Linked DNA regions of Homo sapiens: region 2 is linked to region 1. The links are chromatin loops, found by intact Hi-C in ENCODE. Cell type or tissue: heart right ventricle. All regions are shown on one strand. Each heading gives the region's core, and the rest is flanking DNA. Links, peaks and the distances in the headings are about the cores only.

Evidence for each region. A loop is a pair of places that touch in the nucleus more often than their neighbours do. Peaks named below come from ENCODE experiments on the same cell type or tissue, not always from the same donor. Only the 100,000 strongest peaks of a DNase experiment are listed, where the experiment ranks them.
Region 2: a loop joins it to region 1, with 2.4 times the contacts of the local background. A loop is called at or near these places in 10 of 110 quality-filtered maps.

What each region holds. Positions count from the first base shown.
Region 1 is chr4:105,136,160-105,144,505 of GRCh38, reverse strand. It overlaps LOC124900868, which reads left to right. Exons shown (of 3, transcript XM_047416559.1): 3 at 6,788-7,244. Among named protein-coding and RNA genes, the nearest start is that of TET2, 6.5 kb to the left of the region's middle. RefSeq lists enhancers at 763-1,264, 3,457-3,506. In heart right ventricle, for the core only: CTCF peaks have their summits at 3,217 and 3,422 (motif pointing left); no DNase peak of the experiment used is centred there.
Region 2 is chr4:105,369,984-105,378,329 of GRCh38, reverse strand. PPA2 (inorganic pyrophosphatase 2) reads left to right here. Exons shown (of 12, transcript NM_176869.3): 11 at 7,457-7,493. Among named protein-coding and RNA genes, the nearest start is that of TET2-AS1, 21 kb to the right of the region's middle. In heart right ventricle, for the core only: no CTCF peak of the experiment used is centred there; no DNase peak of the experiment used is centred there; H3K27ac peaks cover 1,747 bases.

The DNA of each region.
Region 1 (8,346 bases), core at 159-8,158:
TCGGTATCGGTTTCTTTCAATCTGTTCAACAACCTGTAAGACAGCAGAGTTGTGGTGAGTTTTTAATAAGAGCACTAGGTAAGTGCCCAGGTAGTTACTACTACTACAGTAACAAACCATTTACTTCTAGGAGTTATTTTGTTTCTGACTATAGAAGTATATAATTATATATCTTCTTACATTTAATAATATGTGGAAAATATTATATTAGCATGTGTTTAATATAAAAGTATCCGTAGGTTCCTTTAGTTATAACTGGGAAATGATCTTTCAGGTCACCTCCCTCTCATTTCTTCTTTGAAAACTGCTCTCTGTTGTAACAGGGTGTTCTTACCTATTTGGAATCATGTTTGGGTTGCAGTTGGTTTTACAACAGGCCCTGAACATTTTCTTGCCAACTTCTTTCTCTGCACCTCCACTCTACCCTTAACCATCATGACTTTTTAAAAGTTAAAATAAAATACATTACTCCTCTTGGCTATTGTGATTTTTCAACAGCAAAAGGAAGTAAAATTCTGCAGGCCTTCACGTATAAAATATTTTAGTTAGATTTTTTTTTTGATTTGAAAAACTTCCTCCTGCTATTTCTGGGAAAGAAAGGATATAGTTTGCAAATCAGTTGTTTACTGAACGCAGTGCGCACTTGTATGGGTAATTCAGAACCAGCTTTTATTAATTGTGTGCATTCTTGAGATTCCTCCTCCTACAGGTGTGGACAATCTGTGTTTAAAATATAATTTGCTGTTTTAACAACAATTAATTATCAAATTCTTTACCATTTTTTTCCTCAAACTAGAAATAGCAGCACTGCTTCCATACAGAGAGATCCTTGCTTCCTTAACAGAGAAAAAAGACTAATAGAACAAGTTCCACAACATGCTACTCTGTGTTAGAAAATTGACTTGATTGGCCTGCGCACCTGCTATCTAACTCAGTTGCTCAGTCTTTAAGTCTCAGGGTGGAGGCAGTTTCCTGTCTGCTGCTGTCCATTAAAGAGCTGATGATGGTAGTTTGCTTTACAATGCAAATTTTTTTTATGTTGTACTAACACAAAAATAATAGGTGCATTCTTCATTTCCTCCCACCTGCAGAATAGAAAATGTTCTTTCTTTCTTTCTTTTTTTTTTTTTTTGAAACGGAGTCTCACTCTGTCACCCAGGACGGAGTGAGTGGCGCGATCTCTGCTCACCGCAACCTCCACCTCCCGGATTCAAGCAATTCTCCTGTCTGCTCTCCAACTCCTGACCTCGTGCTCCTCCTACCTCAGCCTCCCAAAGTGCTGGGATTACATTTTTCTTTAAGAACTTGATACTCTCTTCAACACAGAGAAATAGTTGTGATATACACTGCTTTGAAAGAATTATACTGGTTTAACAAAAACATAAAATCATGGCCTGTTGTTTCCCATCTCCAAAAACATGTTTCTGAAGTATAACATGATAAAGATTCTCTGTATGCTTAAAAGACAATTGACCATCAAACAGCATAGCAGTCACTGCGGTTAAAAAGCTTTCTTATTTATTTTGTTTGGTTACATTACTGCACATTATATGTAGGTACGTATTTAACACAGAATACTAAGTTTCAACAGTCTCCAATAGATGACATATTGAGATATAATATTTTAGCTTATTAATATAAATTATTATTAATAAAAATTATTGTCTAAACCCAGGGATTATAATATGATGAGAATCTCGATAGAATCTCTTATGATTTCTAGTTACTTTTTTCCTAATCTGATTTTATTTGGTTAATTTTTCTTTATATAATTTGAAAATTTTAAGGAAAAAATACAAATTATATAATATTAAATTAATGAAATCAGGAACTATCCAATGTGTGTACTAATTTAATGGGGGCAAAGTAGAATATAAGATAAACTGAAAAGTATTGGCAAAGGCATTATAGAAAGAATATTACTGAGGAGGATCACTTAAGCCCAGGAATTCAAGACTGTGAGCCACGTGAGCCATGATTGTACCACTGAACTCCAGCCTGGGTGATAGTGCAAGACTCTGTCTCAAAAAGAAAATGAAAGAATATTAGAATCATTAGTGGGACAACATCATGGAAATTCCTCCACAATTATTGCAAATATTGCTAATACCAATCTCTTACAATTTTAGGGAATACTTTTTCTTTTCATAAATTCTGACTTCACAATCCAGTAACTACTCTTTTTGTCCTCATCCAAATTTACTAACTCACTTAGTATCTCATTTTATTTTGAAAGAATAATTTTTAACTTTATTGATGAATTTCAGTAATCAATAAAATTTAACTATTAATAATTACCTCAGCACCATTTTATAGGACTCTATAGTTTTTTGGCATTTTATGTGTATTATGACTTAATATGCAAAATGATGTCATATTAAAAATGGCATTTAATGTAATTTCCATCATATAAATATTAAAGGTGAGGTTAAGTGATTTATTTAATGTAATTTCCATCATATAAATATTAAAGATGAGATTAATTGATTTACTTAGGGTCAGACATCCTGTAAATAGAGAGCACCTTACAAATCTAAATTTTGTGAATTAAGGTTTAGGCCTTTTTTATTATACCAAAGCTAACCTTCTGTTTTTTTCCTGCTTATCCTCCTCTAATTTTTTTCTCACCATTATTAGTACTGACTGGTAAAGGAATCTTCCCTTCAAAACCTCATGTTAATTTTCTATTATCCTTTGCTACTTAAAAAATTAAAAACTCAGCACCTACATTTACTTAGCACTCCAAAAGTAAGTTTATTGGTTAAATACTGGCTGTGCACCAAGCATTGAAATAATTGTTTTACATTCATTATCTCTTTTAATTTAATGCTTATTATAACCAAGTAAAGTAGGTAATATCTTGTTGAGAATTAAGGGCTAAGTAACTTGGTTGCTATAAAATAGCGGGAAGAATTGTCTCAATCAGGGTTAGCTGACTCTAAAGCTGATGATCTTGCAGGCTACCTGGTGCTGTCTCCCAATTTAGCAGATACAGACATCTATGTTTGCCCCATCATAAGTTTTTCACACAGTATGTTGTATAGCAGTAACATCAGTATTTCCTATATCTTTCTCATATTTTTAAAAAAACCTCTTTTGTCCAAATCTCTACTTTATAAAAAAAATCACTGCTTTCTACTCTGTTTCTTTAGTTTCCAATTTTGTGCCAGGGAGTTGACATTCTTGAACTCTTCAGAAGAATAATTACATTCATGTAATAAGCAAATGTGATACTGTACCCCTTCCCCACCACCACTTTAACGTGTGTCTTAACCGACTAACAATTGGTTTGCAAAGGTAAGTTCTAGTGTATGTTTTCAATATTGGTGGGAATTGCACCTTTGACCTGCCCTTGACTTTTATGAATGGCTTAGGGTTCATTCCGCCAAGCAAGGAAGCTGGCAGGTGGAAAGAGCGCCATCTACTGAAATCATTAATCGGACATGGGTCTTTGGTGATATTAATAAAATGCTCAGAATGGGATAGCACCAAACCTTTCAATTGGGAAAACAAAATCTAATTTAGGGAGCTTTTGAAAAATATGCATGACTAGGTTACCCTCCTCTACCCCCGCAGGCCTTTTGGAGATTCTGATTAAGGAGGTCTGGGATGGGGCAGGAGTAACAATACTTTTTGAATGATTCACAATGAGATGTACAAACTGTGCTTGAAAATCACTGGGATGGCTTAATGTGTGAGAACGCAATAAAAACATTTAGTGTTTACACCTATTATGAATAGTTAACAGGCACACAATATTATCATTCATAGAACATCCTATGACAAAGAACAGACTTTATATATCTCTCTATAGTATAGTGGAACTCTTTCCTTTGCAAAGATCCTGCAAAGCTGCCTTTAACTCTTTTGATATTTCATATTGATTAAATATTTCTGAATTCTCTTGTGATAGGTCAAAAAATTGAGGAAGACATAATTAGCAGCTGAAGAATGACTCAGATCATCAGTAGTGAATAAGAATGATTAGGGGGAAATGTAAGTGACAGGAACAATGCCCTGAAGCAGTGGGGAGAAAGAAGTACTGAACATTGCCTGAGTTCCATGTGTGAAGAATATTCTGTTTTGTTGTTGTTGTTATTCTCATGGGAAAATTCTACTGATAGAGTTGTGTCAAAAATTTTAAAGTTTTTAAGCCATTCCTATAATCTTGGCAATTAGACCAGTTGAATATGATTTTTTTTCTTTTTCCAAAATAATAGTCATGCAATAGTTTATGAGTGTTATTATCTGGCATCATGCTAACAGTTAGTGCAATTCTTCCTGGAAGGAAGACCTATAGAGATTAAACAATGTTTAGGCCCCAGTAAGTTAAATTATTCCCTTTCCGACAGACACCCTATATGGAGAAGGCAAATTAAAAAGGAAGTAAGGTAGCTATTAGTTGATATCCAATTTTCTTCAAATCTTCTAAAGTGTGTTTTCATATTTTCTGGAGATGTGTGGGAAAATTGAGCTCTGACTCAGATCCAACTCAAAGCCTGTGCAAGCATGAGAGGCTAAGTAGTTTCCTGCGAAGCTCTGCACTACCAACCTCTGTTTAATTTGTTTTCTTATGTTATATCTCAGAGTACAATATTATTATGATTTGGCAGAAAACCTTGATCTGTTAGTAATTAGGCATACCACTAAAGTGAACATGGGTTGGTTGCCAGGCAATTGTTCTGCATTTCACAATGACTTGTATACTCAAGAGAATAAATTATATCCAAGCAGGGACCACAAAACAGGGGTTTCTGACAGGCTAGGGTAGAAGGTGAAAACACACACACACAGACACACACACACACACATCAGAATAGCAAAAACAAATCCCAAAGGAGCATTTCATTGAGGTTCTCTGAAATCTTATGAACACTGGCCCTAGTTTGACTGGATAGGAAGATGCAAGACAGTGAGAACTATTGAAGAAGGGTTTCTTTAGCATGGATTAGTGGTCAGGTGCATGCTGATCCTAGGGTGATGATGATAAATTTTAATGAAGAAAATTTTCTGAAACCCCTTTAGTAACACAATGTCAATAGGCACTGTCTACTAGTGAACAAGAATGAGAGAGTCTCTAAATTTAAATTTGGTGAAACAGTAAAGTCATAATTTTGATAAGTGAGAATTGCTGTTAAAGGTAAAGGTAGTGTGAGGTCAAAAATAGATATTCAAAAAATTTAGAAAGAGAAACTCCAAAAACACACTTATTGGAAGTGTTAAACTTAGGCAATAAGTATATGATAGGATCCAAGATTGTAGTCTAGCCTCCACTACTGAAAACCTACAAAAAACCTTTAAAATGCATTATGTCATTTAGTATTTACAGTAATCTTGAAAACAGGTAAGACCATTATAATTTCCATTTTATTGAATTTTACTTTTTTAACACCAGGGAACATGTGTTTAATACATGAAGGAACGTGTCAGAGAGATTAAGAACTTGCCCATGGTGACACAGCAGGTGATAAATTCTCAAATTCAAGTTTTCTTCAGTATTCTTTCCACAAACTAAAGGGAAATAGCCAACTTTAATTCTTTCCTGAAGGCAGAAAAGAAGCTCTTACCAACTTGTGACATTGTATCATAGGTTGATACATTTTCATTCCTTGCCTGTGCTCACACAGATAGAGGAGAATGCTACAGTAAAGGAAACATTTAGGAAGAGAGTGCTTTGTGTATTTTTTTTAAGTAGGCCATCCACTGTGATAGTAATTCTGTTTATTCCAAATGTGAGATGAAAGTTAATCTGTTCCCTAAAAGCATTTCTAAGGGAAAGAATAAGTTATTCAAAGGCATGAAAGACAAAATGTTTGGAGCTCTTACTTGCTGTCTCCCCTTCAAAGCAACTGAGAAAGATGTTTGGATGAAGGGGAGAGAGAGGAGAGAGAAAGAGCTAGAGGGAGAGAAGTTTGTGTGTGTGTGTGTGTGTGTGTGTGTGTGTGTGTGTGTGTGTGTGTAAGTAATGAGAAAAAATCATTAGACCAGAAGTTTATAAACTGAAAGTTTTATGAAAAGTTTTTTTTTTAAATTTTGAAATTTATTGAAACAATTCCCCTTTTTATTGATTAAGGCTGGAGGGATGGGGCTTGGTGGATTTAGTTTAGAGTTTCAAATTCACATATTTTCTAATGAAACAAAAACTCAGAATGAAACTTGATGCATACAATCTGGAATGAGTGAAACATTTTGCTCTAAACTATTTCATGAAAAGAAAAATTTCATATAATTCTGGTAAATAATAATGTTCTCCAACAAGGCTGCTTACCGAGCAATAATGCTTATTGCATATCCAATATCTTTAGAAAAAGGGCAAATGTAGAATGTATTTATTATAGAATCATTAGCTTTTTGAAACAATAATTACTTTACTTGGTAGCATACATTTTTACTTTTGAGAGACTTATTGATGGGAGCCAATGGGAAAGATGTGAATTTTTGTAGTAATTTATAAAATTCAAAATCATAGCTGTGGGGTGACCAAGGAAATAGTTATAGTTCCCACTTTTAGTTGGGACTTTTGAATTGCTTTGCTCCTGAAAGGTATGTGCCATGAATTGAGAGGAGGGAGGAGCTTACCAAAGAATTTGAGATGAATAAAATCTAACCTAGTCAGGACACATTTACAGAATTTTTTTTGTTAAAAAAAACTGTAGAAATGAAGGCTTGTTATTCTCATTTCCATTACATAAATGGTTGCTCAAATGTGAATTTCTAATTTATCATAGTTTATGGTGATACATTAAGAGACTAATGTGTCATTTGTGTTTTGATTTCTACATTCTAGAGAGACAGTTTAATCAGTCCGTGACCAAAATCAAACAGAGTAAACTGTGTCATCATGGAGATCTGCCCAGGAAATCCCCAAAATACAGAAGGATCAGAAGTAGATGGAAATAATGTCATAGAACGTCTCTCACAACTGTGTTATAAGAATGACAGGGAAGCTACAGGTTACAACAGATTTGTGAACTCAGCCAAGCACAGTGGTGGCAGGGCCTAGCTGCTACAAAGAAGACATGTTTTAGACAAATACTCATGTGTATGGGCAAAAAACTCGAGGACTGTATTTGTGACTAATTGTGTAACAGGGTATTTTAGTTCCTGTTCTGTGGAAAGTGTAAAGCATTCCAACAAAGGGTTTTAATGTAGATTTTTTTTTGCACCCATGCTTTGATTGCTAAATGTAATAGTCAGATCGTGACGCTGAATAAATGTCTTTTTCTAAAAAAAAAAAAAAAGAATGACACATATTTGTTCTTCATTCTTGTTTCACATTAGTAGTGGCATTTCTCATGCTCTATTTTCCCAGCCTTGTTCTATATTTTGAGTTATGTGAATAAAAGTATGCCAGGATGCAATAGGAAGGGTGCTTAATATTCATCCTTGTAGGTTCAGGGAGATCTTTCCATGGAAGTAACATTTGAACTGAGATCTAAAGGATGAATAGGAATTATTCAGGCCAAGTGGTAAGTCAGAGAAAAGTGCTTGCTTTAGATAAACGACTGTATCTATATTAGAGACATAAGAGAGCATGACATGTTTGATGAAATAAAATTAATTCCAAAAGCCTTACAGAAAGTAAAGAGGAAGAGTTCATACTATTGGGATGCAGCAGTTTGCAGGGATCAGATTATGAGGGTTACTTTAAATCATGGTAAGGGTTTTGGAATGTGGCTTAAGTGGACTGAGAAATCAATAATCGATTTGAAAAGAGAAGAAAATGATTAGATTTGGGCTTTGAAAATATTTTTGTAGTTGCTGTGGGGAAAATGGATTGAGAGAACACAATAACAGAGGCTAGGACACCTATGAGGAGAGAGTAGAAAAATTAGAGTGGTCTAGATGAGAAATTAGGCAATAATAGAGAAGATAGAAATGGGTAGATCCAGAGGTATTAACAGAAGTAGCAGGAATGGAGCACAGTAACTACCTTGGAGCAGGGTGAGGCAGAGGCAGGATTGAGGATGTCAGCCAGGTTTCTGACCTGGCCGACAAAATGGTTGGTAGTGGCTTTCACTGGAGATAAAAAGAAGATAGAAGGACCTGGGAGTAGGAGTTTGGGGGTTGTGGGAAGAAGAAATCACGATGAACAAGTTAAGTTTCAGGCACTGGAAGGACATCCATTATGAGATACACAGTGAGTAGCTGGGTATCTGAGCCCGAAATTCAGAAAAAAGATCCAGACTGGAGTTAGAAATTTGTGAATCATCAGCATAAAGATGGCAGTTGAGGAAAATAATCTCATACACTGAGGGAGAAGAAAAGTGGAACTCCAGAAGAGAAACGGAGGAACACCACTCTCGAGGTTCGAGAGAAAGAGGAGGAGCCCCTAAAGGAGAAATC
Region 2 (8,346 bases), core at 89-8,088, 230 kb before region 1:
AAAGAAGGCAAAGAAACACATGAAGTGATGCTCAACTTTAGTTATTAAATGCAGATTTAAAACCACAGTACATGCTAATACACACTTTTAGGATGTCTGAAAGTAAAAGGACCAGGCATACCAACTGTTAACAAGGACGTGGAGGAACTACAATTCTCATTTACTGCTGGTTAGAATGCAAAATAGTACAACCATCTGGAAAACATTTTGGTATTTTCTTGAAAAGTTAAATGTATACATATCATGTGATCCATGTGATCAAGTCATTCCACTCATATATATTTACCCAAGACAAAAGGAAGTGTATGTCCATACAAAGACTTGTACACAAATGCTTGCAGCAGCTTTCTTTGTGATAGACAGAAACTGAAAACAACCCAAATGTTCATCAGTAGATGAATGGATAAACAACTTGTAGTATATTTATGAGGAATACTACTCAGTAATAAAAAGGAATAGATTATTGACACATGCCACAACATGGCTGAATCTTAAAAAAAAATATTGAGTGAAAACAGATATATCATACACATTTTTTCATACCATTTATATAAAATTTTAGGAAATGCAAGCTAATGTATAATGATGCAGACCAGATCAGAGAGAGCCAGGAAGGAGGATTTTACAGTCTCTTTTATAAGAGCCATGGAGAAACTTTTAGGAATAGTGGTGAATATGTTTATTATCTTGATTATATTGATGGCTTCATGAGTGTATATATGTCAAAACTTATCAAATTACAGACTTTACATGTAGTTTATTTCAGGTCAATGTTAGTCTAATGACACATCTTTTGAAAAAAAATTTTTTTTTCTGAAGTCAGATTATCTGAGTCCAAATCTCAGTTCTTTAATTTATAACCTGAAACAAATTTTAATTTATTTACATCTTTGACTTCTTATTTATAAAATGGGGCTTATAATAATAGTATCTTATCAGGCTGTTGTGGAGAATTGAATGAGCTAATCCAGGTAAAAATGTCCAGCAGATAAGGTATTCAATAAATGTTGGGTTTTATTGTCATTACTGCTATAAGTGTAGTTGAGTTAAATCGATCAAAGAGAGAGAAATCCCTTCTATTCCAGCCTCTTCTTTCCAATACTTCTAATGATGAGGATATCACTCCTTTATGAGTTGACCCATTCCATTGTTGGGTATTGGAAAAGTCAGCCTTACTAATTTTTCTAGACATATGAGAATTAGTCCTACTTTCAGAGACTTTAATAGGAAGAAAGGGAGGAAGAAGAGGTGGAACAAGTGGAGGGGAAAAGTAGTTGGTTTAACCACTCTTCCCATCTGGGAATTCTTTTCCCCAAAATTCTCCCATGTGCTTTGTTTAAGCACTTTCCTCTTTGAGGAAATAGAACACTCTAGGCATTATGCAAAGTTGGGGAAATATGAATTAAACAATGTGTGAGGTTCTCTAATACTTGGTACTGTAGTCATTTTACTGGAAAAATGATCGAACTTTATGAGGCTCCACACACAAACTGGTGGCATACAGAACTGAGGAGAGAGCCATATTCAGTGCTAAAGGATTCCCAGACTTGCTTCAGACATGTGCACAGCCTAACTCCAGGGATTTAAAACTCTTACAATCTAGAATTCAGGCCAAGAAGAGTAAGTAGCTATACACTTGCTCAGTTCTAGGGAACCAGACCCATGCCACTGTGAACCTCTAGCTCATAGTAGTGATGGAAGAAGTTCAAAAGCTTAATGACTTCTAAAACTGAGCAGATAGAATGCCTCCCAGAGAGGTCTCAGCACCCTCAGTCTGACTGTTTTTGCCTATTCATCGACAGATTTCCACTAAAACTAGTCTCGGATAAACCTGGAGCACACAAGACTCAGAGATGATAGTGATGATGGTACATAGGATGCTAAATGGATGGTGTTTTGAAGTAAAAAAGTCAAGGGGGAATTGGAACTTCAATATAAATGTATTATTTCTTGCTACATTTGGTAGATCTTATCTCTCAGTAAAGCAACAGTATCCATAGTGTTGTATAAAATTTGGATGGTTGTCTTATAGTTGATGCAAGACTTCTTAGCTGAATTGTAAAAAGCAGTGCATTCAGGAGGCCAAGGCCATAAAGTGAATCCCAGTGACGGTTAACATCAGCATGTAGTGTGGCCATCTATTTCATCCCAAAACGTTATCAGTCATCCCATAAATGCATATTGGCATTGATGTAGAGACTCAAAGATGAATCCGGGTGAAGGACTTTAGCTGAATCCATCAATATAAGCATTTCATGTGAGTCTGAGGCATTGTTATCATTTGGAATAATAGCACTTAAAATCACACCAAAGCCATGTTTTATTTTTCCTAAGGATCACAAGATGGATTAATAAAGCAGTCAGCTTAGAACCACACTCTTAGAGGTTCTGCATTTTAATAAGAAAATAACCAATTAATTAATATTTTAAATAGTTATAAGTAGGAGAAGTAATGACCAGCAGAAGAATGGTGAAGTTCATTGTCATGTTCTCGGATAGGACTTGTAACAGCATGTTCCTCAAATGGTTCCTTTGGGCATCTCCTTTATCTCTATTTAGGGCTTTCCTGATAACATGACAGTAACAGCTTCCTTGCATGGTCCACAAGGAGAAGGCATTCCCTGGCATCTGGTTATTGAAACTGAGTCAGCTCAGAACTAATCTCTGAGGTTAATCTGGCTGGGATACCCTCTTATCACCAGGGTTGCTTTGACCCTTCAGACTACCTATACAAGAAATACTTCCCTCTATGGGCACGCACTTTAATCAAAGCTGTATCTCCATCAAAGAGGACTGCATTTTCTTTTAGAGTAGAACTGATCTTAGGATGTAATTTTCTAGTAAGATCACACTACAATATTTATGTCATACAGATTTGTTTTATTTATGACCCTGAGAATGAACATCCTTATGGGAATTCATTTAAAAATGTTTTAAATAATGCCTTTTCTTCATAAATCAGGGTCTGATTAGAACCAGACCCTGATTTATGAAGAAAAGACATTATTTTAGTTTTATTTCTCCCTCTTCTTTCTCTTTTTGCCCCTTAACAGCTTTGCTGTGCATTACCACCGGATGGTAGACAAAGTTAGTGAAAGTAAAACCAATCATTTACTTAGCTACTAGCCATTTAAATGCATTCTTGAAGAGGAAGTATTAATAGATTAAACTTACATGAACTTAAAATATTTTTATGTCTTCTTTATGAATAACTAAGAATTGAACCTATATTGTTGATTCTAAAGCGAAAAATCAGAAAAGGATTGTGTGAAAAGTAAAATGAATGTAGCATAACTGCTTTATGAAGTGTGGAAATACAATGCAGAAAGACAATGTCCGGCTGGGCACAGTGGCTCACACCTGTAATCCCAGCACTTAAGGAGACCGAGGCGGGTAGATCAATTGAGTTCAGGAGTTCCAGACCAGCCTGGCCAACATGGTAAAACCCCGTCTCTAAAAAAAAAAAAAAAAGAAAAAAGAAAAAGAAAGACAATGTCCAAGGCACTTTAATTCAACTAAAACCTTGCATCACCTGAATGAAAAATTGGGAACCTATTTTTTTCCCTTTAATTTTGAACTCTTTTAGTAAAATGACAGAATGTCAATCCCTTTGTTATATATAGTAAAGCAGGATACTTTATATTGGTTCAGTGTGTCATGTTTGTTCATTTGGACAAATGTAACTTACAGGTGAAAATGCTTATAGGGACCTGGTAGAGTTATTTGAGAGAGAGACACTTAAGTACAGAGCAGTTGTATTAACAGTTTATATTTGTTTAAAATACAGTTTATATATAAACAGAAAAGAAAGGAATACTTTGGCAATGAAACCGTTAGAGTTTTTGAAAGCAATTAAAGATATAAAGATAATGAGAAGGATTTTTGGGATGAGGAAGAGGAGTAGATAGCATTTTTATTAATTAATTATTTAATAAAAGACACAGTCTCACTATGTTGCCGGGGCTGGTCTCAAACTCCTGAGCTCAAGTGGATCTACCTGCCTTGGCTTCCCAAAGTGCTAAGATTACAGGCGTAAGCCACCACACCCAGCCGTGGAAGTAGCATTTTTAGAATGAGACTATAAAACAATACTCATTGTTGGTGGAGAATTTATTTTGGGTGAGTAGAGGATGTCCACATTCTTTTCCTACTAAGAAATTAGATGAGGTAAGTAATTACATTAAAAGAAATTTAGAAGTAAGTAACTAAAAGTTATTTTTTTAGTTTCTTACAATGAAAATGTAATCATAGTATCCCCTGAGAGTGAAGAGTTGGGATTAGTAATCTTTTGGGTACTGCTCCATACATCTCTTTGTTCCATTTTCTGTAAGTAAATGTTATATTTGTTGTTATGTTTAAGCACCAGGAAATCATTGACTGTAGATAAAGAGTCAAATAGCTGATGTTTATCATGAATCCATTATTACTGATGTTTTCAAATTTAAATGACAGTTTCTCTTTTAATATGGTATTTTTTTAAATTACCTTCAAACTTTATCATTATCTCTGAGTGTCAGACTTACCTATGATGGGGTGTGTGTGTGTGTGTGTGTGTGTGTGTGTATTTAAATATATATCATATGGCTTTGTATATTCTGAATATATTCTATCAATTGAGAAATGTATTTTAAGAATGAAGAAATAAAACCATTCTGGAAATTATTTTAAAATAAAATGTAATGATAAATGTTTTAGAGTAGCTTGCCCATTTCTTTACTGTAATACTTTTTAGGTTAACGAGAAGCTGCTCAATTATTCTATTTTTATACACTGTACATTTTATTCCTCTGAAATGTTTGGCACTCCAACAAGAAGCAGCTGCTAATTTTAAGCAGGAAATCTAAACAGCTAATTTGAGAAAAAAAATTTTGTATTGTTATACTGTCCTTAAATTGTGCAGGACACAAATAGGCATCCTGCACAATTTAAGGAGTATATAGCAATTTCATAGAATAAGCAGGTTAACCCGTTTTATGGTCTGTTTAGAAAAACAGAGCCGTCAAATCCCAAATGCCTAATCTCAAGGAGTACAATTTTTATGTTGTGTTACTGTCATACCCAGATTTAAATTCTACCATCCTCAAAACCAACGATGGTTAAGAATTTTTCTTTGTGCACAAACTGAGTAGAGATTTTATTCTTTTTGAAGTACTTGGAAAAACTAAAGGATGTTTTTAAAAATTGTAATTTTAGGCCAGGCACGGTGCTCATGCCTGTTATCCTAGCACTTTGGGAGACCAAGGTGGGAGGAAAGTTTGAGCCCAGAAGTTCAAGACCAGCCTGGGCAACTTAGCGAGACTCCATCTCTAAAACAAACAAACAAAAAGATAAAAATTGTAATTTTATTTACATGGTTACACTATCCTTTTCTTTGATATAAAGAAAATAAAACAAAGTCTGTTTGTTCAGCTTTTTTCTTAAAACAGAGTAGAAAGAGTAATAACTTTAAACTATTTATGATTTGGGGGAATTTATTAGGATTCTCCAGAGAGTCAGAACCAATTGGATGTGCATATACAGAAAGAGATTTATTATAAGGAATTGGCTTACATGATTATAGTGGCTTGGCAAGTCCAAAATTTGCAGTTGGGCTGGTGGGCTGGAGACTCAGGAAAGCAGATGATGCAGTTCCAGTGTGAAGGCCAGCAGCCTGGAGACCCAGGAGAGCCAGTTGAGCAGATGAAATCTGATGGCTGTCTCCTGGAGAATTCCCTTTTGCTTGGGACAGACTAGTCTTTTTGTTCTATTAAAGCCTTCAACTGATCAGATGGGGCCTACCAACATTATGGAGGGTAATCTGCATTATTCAGAGTTCACTGGTTTAAATGTTAATCTCATCTAAAAACACCCTCCAAGTTGACACATAAAATTAGCTATCATAGGGAATATTTTAATATTGCTGAAATATAAATCTTTCTTCTGGTGGAGTGGTGGCTATTCAGTACTGCCCTTAGATTTAAGCACGGAGAGCCTTCCTCAGATCCTGCTTTTTGGAGGGTCATACTTGGCCGTTATTCAGTCACATATCTCACCGTAGGGCAAGAAGACCAAGGGGCCAAAGTTATAGATTCACCAGGAGGCATGCCCCCATTCTAGACCACATCCCCACAAGGGGCCAAAGTTAGACTCACTAGGAGGCATGCCCCCATTCTAGACCACATCCTGGCTACCCAGGACCCTGGAATCCTCTGCCCAGACAGGTTTAAGCCTGTTTCTGGGGCCTGTGTAGAAACCAGGCTACACATCTCCCCAGGTCCACGCTCCTGACTCTATGGACTTTGTACCCACCGTTACTTCTGCAGGGGCCGGTGGGTGGCTGTTTGGAGGTAAAAGGTGCCTAGATATGTGGGCTACTAAATTATTACCCATGTGCAGATGAGGCCCTTGAAATACAGAAAGGAGCCTGGAATAGGGAGAGAAGTGGAGCAGGATGAGGGCCTCTTTTCCTTCCTCTGCTGCATCCAGACACATGTCTCTAAGGTGTCTGGAATCCTAAATGAGAGTTTCCAGGTCATTACAAAGGTATTTGTATCAAGATAGTGAGATGGAACACATTTCATATATATATTCATCAGTTGTTAGCCTGAGTTATTGTAACTTTTAAATATTTAGATATATATTTGTACATTTGGACCTCTGCCTCAGACTTAAATGCTAGAGGCAGGTATTTCCTATCTATTGAAGGTCAGCAAATTCAGAGAATTAGAAGTTAATTATTAAATTTGAAATCTGAAAAGTGTGTTATAAAATCAGGGTAGGGTAGGGTTATTGCTAGGAAGGAAGGGGTCATAGTTGGGGAGGGGCCTGGCATGTTTCATTTCTCTACTTGGATGGTGGTCACATAGATGTAAATTCTAATGATTCTTTAAACTAAATCTTTATGGCTTCTTCCTTATGGAAAATAGATCTTCCAATGGAGTGCTAAAAAGTATTATTCTTAATTATGGGGAAAAAAACTATTGCATAAAAATGTTTCTTCAAACTTGTCTGTTCTCAGAATCTTGGCCCAGCCATCAGAATAAATAGAAACAATAATTTAAAGTTCTAGAAGACAGATAAATTTTTTAGCAAGTGTGTGTTTTATAGCAAGCATGAACAAACATATATTTAAATATGTGTGTGTGTGTGCTTGATTTTAACTTTCAAGACATTAGCTGCGGAAGCCATTGAAAGAAAACCTCTCTTCTCATTCCTAGCTGCAAGACCTTCAGTGGATTCCATGGGTTAAGATAAAAAATATTTTCAAGTATTTTTATTTTACTCTAAGTCTGTTGTTTGTTTATCTGAAAGAATGAACAATGATAATGAAAAGCAAAGGGGAATATTTACCTTTTTCAGGTTAGAGATCCATTGTGTGTAAACTTTCTTCTATAATTTCGTGAAAAAACTTCTGGATGCGCTTTCCACATATAAATATTTATTGTAACAGAGATTCTTTCTCTGTTTTTATTTCCAGGTATCATCTTCACCAAATAAAGAAAGTAATGAAGAAGGTATAGTATATTTTGATTCATTAAGAGTAACATGTATAAATTTATTTGTTTACAGTAGTGGAAGCCAAAAACTAAAACTAAAAATAAAATAGATAAATTGAAAAGCTGTATAAGCTAAGTGAAATATTTTTAAAATAGTCGCTAAAATTTCAGATGAAATATTTTCTAACTCAGAAAATAAGGAGAATGCATTTAACTACTTTTCTAGGTTAGAAAATGATTTGATTGTACGGTGACTTTTTTTTTCGCTGAAGTACTGAGATATTCCAGCCAGTTCTGATACATTTAATTTTAAAAGATTTAATTAAAAAAAAACTCTTACATTTAGATATTTATCTTTTTTTAATGAATCACTTATTTTAGCTGAAGATCTTAAAATCTATAGTTATAGAATTAAAAATAAATATAATATTTTTATTACCATTATTTGAAGCTGTTTTAATAAACAAGTAAAAATGCTCTGTAGTGAATTTTCAGAATTTAAGCATGTGCACACATCATTTGTCTTTCAAAATATTGCAAGATTTTGGCTTTTTGTTTTAATATAAAATATTAGAAGAACATTCAACTTGCAGATTTGGAAGAAATATGAGAACTATTTACTGTGAGTCAAGTATGACATGTTTAGAAAGGAGTAAATCCATAGACATGATTTCATGGGAAAGCAAACTGTATTCCTTATATGGTAAGCTAACAAATTGTTTCTTTGCGATACTATCCCATTTGGGGCATTTTTTGTGTAGTCAAATTTTACAATACAAGCTTTATCTAAACCTTTCATATTATAGCACTTCTATGTTGTCTGCTAGAGACTAAAATGACCCAGAAAGATACAAGAAATAAAGTAGGAAGG